Regions from separate parts of the Mus musculus genome. Here region 1 is linked to region 2. A link is a loop called in an ENCODE intact Hi-C map of the cell type or tissue named here. Cell type or tissue: heart. All regions are shown on one strand.

What was found. Peaks named below come from ENCODE experiments on the same cell type or tissue, not always from the same donor. Only the 100,000 strongest peaks of a DNase experiment are listed, where the experiment ranks them.
Region 1: it touches region 2 in a loop (1.9-fold over the local background); 1 of 42 quality-filtered maps calls a loop at or near these places.

Annotation. Positions count from the first base shown.
Region 1 is chr7:16,307,024-16,312,023 of GRCm38, forward strand. Bbc3 (BCL2 binding component 3) reads left to right here and starts at 2,560. Exons shown (of 4, transcript NM_133234.2): 1 at 2,560-2,838. In heart, a CTCF peak has its summit at 3,106 (motif pointing left); DNase peaks (open chromatin) are centred at 2,478, 3,298, 3,798, 4,578 and 2 weaker places; H3K4me3 peaks cover 3,000 bases; H3K27ac peaks cover 3,439 bases.
Region 2 is chr7:16,450,911-16,455,910 of GRCm38, forward strand. It overlaps Tmem160 (transmembrane protein 160), which reads left to right and starts at 1,869. Exons shown (of 3, transcript NM_026938.1): 1 at 1,869-2,260; 2 at 3,211-3,303; 3 at 4,251-4,580. The coding sequence starts at 2,053. The coding sequence ends at 4,516. Npas1 (neuronal PAS domain protein 1) reads right to left here. Exons shown (of 12, transcript NM_008718.2): 12 at 4,811-5,000. The coding sequence ends at 4,925. In heart, no CTCF peak of the experiment used is centred here; DNase peaks (open chromatin) are centred at 1,981 and 2,671; H3K4me3 peaks cover 1,721 bases; H3K27ac peaks cover 1,513 bases.

The DNA of each region.
Region 1 (5,000 bases), 140 kb before region 2:
TCCACCCAACTTCATGTTCTTTCTTTCTCTCTTTGTCTTAGCAAAACAAAACCACCCCAAAACCAAAAATCAAAACAAACAGAAAACCAAAAAGACCAAACCAAGCCAACACTAAACTCAGGAAAAAGCACATAAAAAACCATGCAGTCTGTTTTGGGTTGACCAACTACTGGTGTGTGTGGGGGGAGGGGGGGCAGCAGAGGGGCATTGAGACCTGTCCTGGAGTATAGAAGCCCAGTGACACTCCACTGGAGAGAACTGATGTCCCTCCCCCGAGAAGGAATCAATTACAAATAGCTTCTGGACTAGAGGTGGGACCTTGTGTCCTACCCTACTCACTGCTGGGATTTTGTCAGGTTTTTTTTTTTTTTTGGTTTTTCGAGACAGGGTTTCTCTGTATACCCCTGGCTGTCCTGGAACTCGCTTTGTAGACCAGGCTGGCCTCGAACTCAGAAATCCATCTGCCTCTGCCTCCTGAGTGCTGGGATTAAAGGCGTGCACCACCATGCCCAGCCGGAGCACACTTTTCTTGGAGTCATCTGCCACCTCTGGTGATCTTTCCACTTCCTCTTCTGCGTGGGTCCCTGAACCCCGAGGAAAGGAGTTGGATGAAAACATCCAGTTTACAGCTGAATGCTCCAAGGTCTCTCACTGTCTGCAGATTGTCCAGTTGTGGGTTATTTTAAATTTAATTGTGTGTGAGTATGTGTGTGTGTGTGTGTGTGTGTGTGTGTGTGTACGTGAGTGTGTGGACACGGACGCAGGTCTCTCAGGAGGCCAGGAGCATCAGATTCCCTGGAGCTAGGGTTACATATCCAGGCACAAGATGTAGGTACTGGGAACAGAACACAGGTCCTTCCTTGGGAAGAGCTGTAAGCACTCTTAATCACTGAGTTCTCCCCCCCCCCCCCACTTGCTTCGTTTTTTGAAAAAGATCACTTGCTGTGCTCAAAAATGGGCTTGGAGAGCCGGGCATGGTGGCGCACGCCTTTAATCCCAGCACTCGGGAGGCAGAGGCAGGAGGATTTCTGAGTTCGAGGCCAGCCTGGTCTACAAAGTGAGTTCCAGGACAGCCAGGGCTACACACAGAAACCCTGTCTCAAACAAACAAACAAACAAACAAACAAACAAACAAGCTGGACAGTGGTGGTGCATGCCTTTAATCCCAGCACTTGGGAGGCAAAGGCAGGTAGATTTCTGAGTTTGAGGCCAGCCTGGTCTACAAACTGAGTTCCAGGACATCCAGGGCTACACAGAGAAACCCTGTCTTGAAAAACCAAAAAAGAAAAAAAAAAAAAGGGGGGGGCCTGGAACTCACTATGTAACTCAGACAGACTCCAACCTTGCAACCACATTCCTGCTTTATCCTCTGGAAGTGCTGGGAAGACAGGTGTAAGTGACTATGTTTATTTCTTTAACAAGTGTCTTATCTCACATGGCTGTGTGACACCCTTTCACAGCGGGCCCAGTGCTGGGCACCCATAGGTAAGTAATATACTCAGTAAGTTTGGTGACAGTTTGGGTGAGACAGAGAGTCTGTCAAGTGCCGTGAGAGATGTCTACGGCTTGGGAGGAGGAAGGGTCACTGTTTCAAAAGGGAAGGGAAATAAATGACTTTTAGAAAAGGGAAAGGAAACAGAAACAACAGACAGGATGAAATAGGGTGCAGGGGGCTGCCCGGGCATGTCTGTGCCAGGAGCACAGGGCTGCCTCTTCCCCATTTGTCCAGTGCCAGATGGGTATTACGCCAGGCGGGCCAGGTGTTTAAGTTCACGAGTGTAACCCGCCATCAAGCCATTTAGCAGGAACCTGTCTCAGGAGTGACTTTGTGAGCACAGGTCTGGGCTCAGTTTCTTCTGTATGTGACTGGCATGTTTTGTAGGGTCAGCCAGTGCAGTCTAGTGGCTGTGCTTCAGCTATTGCGGGTGTCAGCCTGAGAGTGCTATTTGGATTGGAGTGTGTGTCCCTCTGAACCTGCCAGGAAGTTGTTCTGAGAAGGGGTCAGCCTTTAGTGTAGTGTGAATGCCCTAGGCATCTGGGGACACGGGTTTGTGCGTCGGAGACTGTTTGAATATTGTTTGTGCAACTACGTTTTGGGTTGTCACTGTCTGTGTGTGACCCAGTGAGCCAGTAAGTAAGATAATCTGGATGTCTGGGTCTGTGTGAGCTCGTGTGTCCAGGCCCTTGTCCTGATGTGTATCTGTGCCTCTGGTCTGACTTTGTGTCCCTGTGGCTCAGTCATCACTGACTCAGTGCACCCTGGCGTGCCAGTCCGTTAGTCTGAGCGTACTCCTCAGGTGTGGGTGTGGGTCCCAGTCAGTGTGTCAGTGTGTCAAGCGTGTGTCCGGACACCCTAGGTCTGGGCTGTCCCCACGCTGCTCCTCCTGCCTGGACCAGGCCTCGCCCCGCCCCTCTGGCTGCCGGGAAACCCCCCGCGCCGAGGTAGGGGGCGCGGCGCCCGACTGCAAGCCCCGACTTGTCCCCAGCCGCGGGCGGGGCCCTGGCGTCACGCGGGGGCGGGGCGTGGGAGCCAGCGAGAGGCGGGGCGGGGCGGCCGCCGAGCGAGCGGGGCCCGGGGATCTGCCGGGAGGCCTGAGACGCGGCATAGAGCCACATGCGAGCGGGGAGCCCAGGAGGCGGCGGCGACACCAGCAAGCAAGCAGCAGCAGCGGTGATCCGGACACGAAGACTCCAGAAGCAGCAGCAGTCACTGCAGTTAGAGCAGCAGGAGCAGCAGCAAGGTGCCTCAATAGCAACCCACTCGGCGGGCGAGCCCTCCAGAAGGCAACCGCCCGCCACCCCATCGCCTCCTTTCTCCGGAGTGTTCATGCCCCCGGGGTGAGTGAGCACCCCGATTCCCGAAGCTGCTTACGAGCGGCAAGGCCCGGAGGGCTCCCTGGAGGAGGTGACGGGGTGCACGGGCCGATAGGACGGTCGCCTTGCATTCCCGCAGCTTGTGCCCCAGCTTTCATCACTGGGACTAAGGCTGGGCCAGGCGGGCGGGAAGGAAGCACCTGGGACTCAGGGCGCCCTGTCTGGGCGCACAGGTGCCACAGCGGTCTGGCGGGTTTGTTTACAAACAATGGGGTTCGGGCTCGCCCGCGCCCCCTGGTGGCTAGTGAGACCTGGGAGGAGCGTGGCCCCGGGCTCGCTCGAGTCCCCCGAGTCCCACTGCGGGAGGGTTGGGGTGGGGGGTGGCACCGAGGATCGGCCACACCCAGAGCGCGCGCCCGCCGGGGGCGGCGACAGGGGGCGGCGGAGGCTGTGGCTCCCGCGGGCGGGGGCTGCGCCCCAGCAACAGCCGGTTATTGGCCCCGCGCGCGCTGGGCGGGCGGGGCGGGCGCACGTGGCGGCGTCGAGGGGGGGGGCTGTGACAGCGGAGGGGCGGCGGGGACCGCGCGTGCGGGGCTGTGGATCTGCAGGTGTCTCGCCTGGGTGTGTGTGCTCGTGTTTGGCTCCCGAGTTTGTATCCCTACACCGAGATGTTGGCGTTTGTCACCCGGAGGGGTGTCTGCGTGAGTCCTTGCCCGCGTGTCTGCGGGGTGGGGTGCACCTGTCCGTTTACGGGTGTGGGTGGCCACCCCCCAAACCAGAGTTGTATACGTGTGCTCTTAAGGGGTGAAAAGGGGATCTGTATCTGTCGCTTGCCTGGTAGTGTTGGTGGTGGTGGTGCGGACGACCGGGGCACTTGAGCTGTGTTTGTGTGTCGCTTGAGTGAGCTGTGTTGCTGTGCAGGGGTCTCGCCCAAGTGTGCGCTGCGTGTGTGTGTGTGTGTGTGTGTGTGTGTGTGTGTGTGTGTGTATGCGCGCGCGCGCGTGCTGTCTCTGGGTGTCTCCAAGACAAGCATCTGCTGTACCCAGCTTTTGGGATGGGATGCCACCCAGTGCCTGATCGCTCGCTGGGTGACTTCTGAGCAGCAAAAGGCACACAAGGCACGCTGAGCATGAAGGGCTTTGGGGGTGGGGGGGATCTAGCGGGTTCAGTGCCAGCCCCTCTCTCTGCATGCAGTGTGTGTGTGTGTGTGTGTGTGTGTGTGTGTGTGTGTGAGAAAGAGAGAGGGGGGGGTGAGAGTGAGTTTTGGGTCTGAGGGGTTTGTCTCTGTGATCCAGGCTATGTGTCATGTGGTGCTCTCTCTCTGTAGTGTTTATAGCAGTCACGTGAGGCCAGTGTTTTCTGTCTCTGCATTAGGTGTGTGTGCTGCTGGGCTCTGTGTGTGTGTGTGTGTGTGTGTGTGTGTGTGTTTTCTGGGGCTGACAGTTGGCTGTGGTGTATTGGGGCTGAGAGTAGAGGCTGGACCTATGGCTTCTACCAGCTGCGGCTGGTGCCTCCCGATGTGGCTGCCCCGCACACGAGGGGGGATGATGTATCTGGATATGATGACTTGTGTCTATGTGTGGCTGTTGTGTCCCAGGAGCTCAAAGTTGGGGGGGGGTGCACATTCAGGTGTGTTTTGAGATGATGGTGGTGCATGTGCTAAGGAATAGTAAGGGGGGTGTCTTTGGGTTGTCTGTGTGTATGCGGGAGAAACACGTTGAAGACTTGAGTCTGTTGTGCTTCAGTGTGTGACGGCTGCATTGTGGGCGGGTGAGCGCTGGCATGTCAGCAGCGGGTCAGTGTGAGACTGGTGTAAATATGTTGAAAGGGCTCTGGATGGCTGTGTGTGCATGTCTGTGTCCCCATGTGTTTCTGGGTGAGCCACCTCACTGGGGGAGCGGGAGGGGCGGTAAAGTTGGACACTTCTCTGAGTTCACTGGTGTCTTCCCATTACACACACACACACACACACACACACACACACACACACACACACGGTTCTCTGACAGCACCGTGTATCCTGGGAGCCCCAGCACCCCTTCTGCGCTCTTCTCTGTTGAGAAAGTTCTCCCTGGCCCAAGCCCTGAGAGTAGTAGGCAGTTTTCCTGGTGGGTTTTGCTACAAACCCCAGACGCAGTCTGTGCGCCCCTCACCATGTGTCCCGGCCAGGCTGTCCCTGGGGTCAT
Region 2 (5,000 bases):
GTGAGTGTGTGTATGTGTGTGTGAATGTGTGTGAGTGTGTGTGTGTATGTGTGAGTGTGTGTGTGAGTGTGTATATGTGTGTGTGAGTGTATGTGTGTGTGAGTGTGTATATATGAGTGTGTGTGTGTGAGTGTGTGTGTGTGTGTGTGTGTGTGTGTGTGTGTGTGTGTGTGTGTTTATATCCAAATTGTCCTGGTTTTACCTCTATGAAGTCCGTTTCCTCATAGACTCCTGGCTTGGTGCTGCAGTACTGAATACCAGGGTTCTTCTCATTGGCAACCATATTAGCCAATCGACAGCCCTTACAGTTTTTAACAATTTCAGCTGTTTTCAGACTGGCATCTTTAATTATGATGAGGGACTGGTAGACTAAGTCCTGCATTCTCTGGCATCCTATGTGTGAAGAACATTGAATCTTTTTCAGTATGCGTATACCCATTTTCTCTGGTACAATTAGTTTGTGATCAGCTAGCTGTCCTCCATCATCTCTTAGGACACTGAGACATGGACAGGGTTTTGGCTCAGATCACATCTTCTGTCTGATCAGAGAGTATGAGGTTTCCTGGGTCTAGGGCAATCAAGGACATGAGGAGCCCAATTTTTAGGGTCACTCACTGGGCTGTCTCACTGCCCTCTGGGACGGAGTTTAGTCTGTCCTTCTGCCGCCAGAAGGCCTCTCTCTATATAAATAGTCCCATAGATATCAGCAGTAGCAAAGGCACACTGGCTATCTGTGTCTCTTGTCTTTTCTCAGCTGTAACGCCTTGGTCAGAGCTGCCACCAGTTCAGCTTTGTGGGTTGATACTCCTGTCCGGAGTGGCTCTGCACATATGATCTGAGCAGTCATGCAGAGGCCCACCGATCAAGGTCAGGGTCAGGCAGCAGGGCAGCTGAAAAGTCATCCTGGGGCATTCAAGAAGAGAGGCTGGTAATGAGTCACCCTGGCGTCATCTTTAACCAGGAGGCCATTGCTGCACTGGTGTATACACAAGGTGGGGGTCGGCTTCTGGCAATTGGTGACAGATTGGCCATTGTCTGATGCCAAGGCCCTGAGTCCCCTGGCTCTAGGGAGGTCACCTGTAGTTAGCAAAGTAAAGCCTTCTTAGAGGAGGCACAATAGTCCGAACTTTTCAGGGCCCCTAAGAGGTCTTGGTTGTTTCTTTTGTTTCTGTTGCCACTGAAAGTCACTTATAAACTGATGAGGAGACTTTACCTTCAGGTTTTAGCAAGGCAGAAAGTTCAACTTTATTATCTACAAACAAGTTGTTGGGTTCCCTTTCACCTTTAGGGCTGCCCTGGGCTTGGGAGGGGCACCTTTGATCTTTAGCCCCCTCCCTCTTATCTCCTTCTCCTGAGACTATCTGTTTTAGGCATTTCTTATGTGTCCCGTGGTTTGGCTGTGGCTGCTATCAAGATCTTTGCCAGGTCTTGAGTCTGTTGCTTCTGTCCCCTCCTCTGCTTCTCCTCTGCAGTCTCTCTTCTGTTAAATACTCTCTCGGCCACTCTCACTAAGTTTGAGTCCCAGTACCGGTAATAACGTTTTGGAAAGAATCTAAGTAAAGACAGGAATGAATTTCCAGAAATGACATCTTATTAAAATCTGCATAGAAGAAAAACTGAAGAGGAATACAACAAAATAGTTATGTGTCCTCTTTAGTGAGGTAACTGGTAGTTGTTTCCGTGAGTTCACCACAGTTTTGCAACTAGTCTAAGCAACTAGTACAAGTTTTGTTTCCTGGCTGTTGAGAGCATTAACTTTTTTGAAACTACAAGTCCCAGCAGATATTCCGCCGCACCCTTCTGCAGGTCGAACTGCCTGCCGTACATTGATCTCTGGGATTTGTAGTCTGATGATAAAAATAAGGTGGGTCACACACTACCGGCACATATAACTGAAGTGGAGACACAGCCAGATACACCAATAGGTATTGCGTTCCGGGATAGAGTTGCGGGCAGATCACCAATGGTTGTGTCGCTCCTCATGAGTGATGTGACCTCCAGCCTACAGTAGGCCCGTGGGGCGGAGCTGGTGTCGCGGCCCCATTGCGAGCCATGGGAGGCGGCTGGTGGTGGGCTCGGGTCGCGCGCCTGGCCCGCCTGCGCTTCCGGGGGTCTCTGCAGCCTCCTCAGCGGCCCCGCAGCGGGGGCGCGCGCGGGTCCTTCGCCCCGGGCCACGGGCCACGCGCGGGAGCGTCGCCGCCTCCAGTGTCCGAGCTGGATCGCGCGGACGCTTGGCTCCTCCGCAAGGCACATGAGACAGGTCAGTGGCAGGGGCCGGGGTCGTTCGCGCTACAAGGAGAGGGGTTTCAATGTGCACGTGGGAGTGGGTGGCCAGAGTAAGGCAAGCATCTGCTGGGAACAGGGCCTGTGCTCAGCGGGGGCAGCTTCCTCATGTGAGCGCAGGGAACCGGTGTTGGGGGTTGGAGATTTTGCAGCCTGGCCGCATAGGACACCATCTTTCGGGTCCTGGCTAAAGGGGTACAGCAGGGATTAGTGGGGGTGGGGAGGAGGCTACGGTTAGGAAGAAGTAGTTGGCAGCACCACACTGCCTAGGTGAGAGACCGTTCCAGAGGCAGCTGGGAGGGAACAAGTTGCTTGAGACAGGGGTATCCGTTAGGATTACAGACAGAGGGGACCACTTGGAATAAAACAAGAGTGTGGCTACCCGCAGAAGATGGGGAAGTTCCGGATTGGACCAGCGTGTAACCAATGGTAGAGAAGGTGGCTGCTGATTGGAGGGAGAGGTGATCTAGACTGCAGAGGGAGGAATCTCAAACGAGGCAATGAGTTGAGAGATTGGAGCTGGTCTGGTGTTGAATGGGGCTAGTAGTGGGAACAGCCTTTTGGCAGCACTCAGGTACTTGAGTGGTGGGGAGGTGTGGACGCAAGGATGAGGCCATGCTAGGTAGGAGCGGTTACCACACAGGGGAAGGGACAGGCTGGAGAAGTTTGTCCCAGAGGTCTGAGGGAGAGAGGGAAGACCGCAGGATGCACAAGGGAAGACTTGGGAAGACTTTCTATCCTCAAACTTCAATTCGTGCTCTAGATTTTGAACGTCTGGGACAGAAGGGTAAAGGAATGGGACTTGCATGGGGCTTCCCGGAAGGGATCCGCATCTAGAATACTTTTGTCTTGTGGCTGAATAGGGTGAGAGGGGATCTAGGAAGCAGGGCTTGCTGATGCAGAGCTCCATCCCCCAACTCCCCGCAGCTTTTCTCTCCTGGTTCCGAAATGGACTTCTGTCATCCGGCATTGGGGTCATCTCCTTCATGCAGAGTGACATGGGCCGGGAAGCTGCCTATGGTGAGTACAGACCATCCCTATGGGAAATGGGCCCCTCCCCCTTTTCCTCCAGTTCTGAGTCCTCCTACCCTAACAGTTGGAAAAGGAGAGCACTCCCTCCATTTTCTCTTGCCTCACTAGTTACATCTCCTCTTACACCTCCTTCATCGGCATTGTGAGGAGTCCACCAGACAGTTTCCAAGTAGCCTTGACTTATGTGGACACCTTTGTTTATACCCCAGACCAGCCCCTTTGGATATTGAATTTCTCCTCCAAGTCTCACATACTTCCTTTTACAAAGTCTCATGTATTTGAGTCCTTGTCTGCCTTTATTTGTTTGTTTGTTTGTTTATGTATTGCTATAACGGGAAGGAAAGCAGCCTACTAGTTAAGTGCTGTGTCACTGAGCTACACATCGCCATCCTTCCACTGGAATTTTTTAGCCAAGTGCTCTACCTTTGAGCCACGCCCCCAGTCCCTCACTGGGGGATTCTAGGCAGGGGCTCGACCACTGAACTACATCACCAGCCTTTTTGTTTTTTTGAGATTTATTTTTATTTTATGTGTATATGTGTATATGGAGACCATGTGCATGCCTGGTACCCATGAAGCCAGAAGAGAGCACAAGAACCCCTCGGACTGGAGGTACAGATGGTTGTGAGCCACCATGTGGGTTCTGGGAACTGAACTCAGGCCATCTGAAAGAGCAACAAGTACTCTTAACCTTGAAGCCATCTCTCCAGGACTGCCCCCCCCACCCCACCCCTTCCCGTGTTATTTTGAGGCAGTCGCAGTAGCCCGAGTAAGCCTTCCGTTAGCTAGCACTGCTCCAGCCTCTCACTAGCTGACGTTAGAAGCCTTGTCCCGCCCTGTGCTCGTACTGACTCATCCTCCCCACCCGTCACCCTGTCAGCCCCTTGGGATACGCTGGACCCTGTAACTATTGACTACTGCTCCTTCTTCCACAGGCTTCTTCCTGCTGGGTGGCCTGTGCGTGGTGTGGGGCGGAGCCTCCTATGCGGTGGGTCTGGCAGCGCTGCGGGGACCCATGCAACTGTCGCTTGCTGGTGCTGCCGCTGGTGTGGGGGCAGTGTTGGCTGCCAGTCTGCTCTGGGCTTGTGCAGTAGGTCTCTACATGGGCCAGTTGGAACTGGACGTGGAACTGGTGCCTGAGGATGATGGGGCAGCCAGTACAGAAGGCCCAGATGAAGCGGGCAGGCCACCCCCTGAGTAAACAACAGGGCTGTGGGGACTGGCTGGGCCTGACGACTGGGACATTAAAACCTGACCCTTCCGCAGTTCAAGACTCTGAGTGATAGCTCCTGTTATCTGGGGAGGTGGGGAGGGGAGAAGAGGGCAACCTTTGGGGACGAGGCTCAGTGGGTAAAGGCACTTGCTCCTAAGCCTGGCGACCTGAGTTTGATACTCAGGACCTGCGTGGTAGAAGAAGAGACCTAATTTCCACACCATACCACACATGGACACACATACAAGTAAATCAGTTCAAAGGAACAAGGCCAAGCAATCATGAGAGGCAGCATCCCCGGGGAGGGAGCCCCTTAGGGCATGGTGTTTAATTCTCAAGAATGACTCCAGGACTTGATCTGTGTCTCAGGTTTGGCCCTCTGGTGTTACACTGTCTTCAGTCTCCCTTCCGCTGCACCCTAGTACCTGTGGGCCCCGGATAGGGCAAGCCCAGCGTAGGGTAAAAGGCCTCT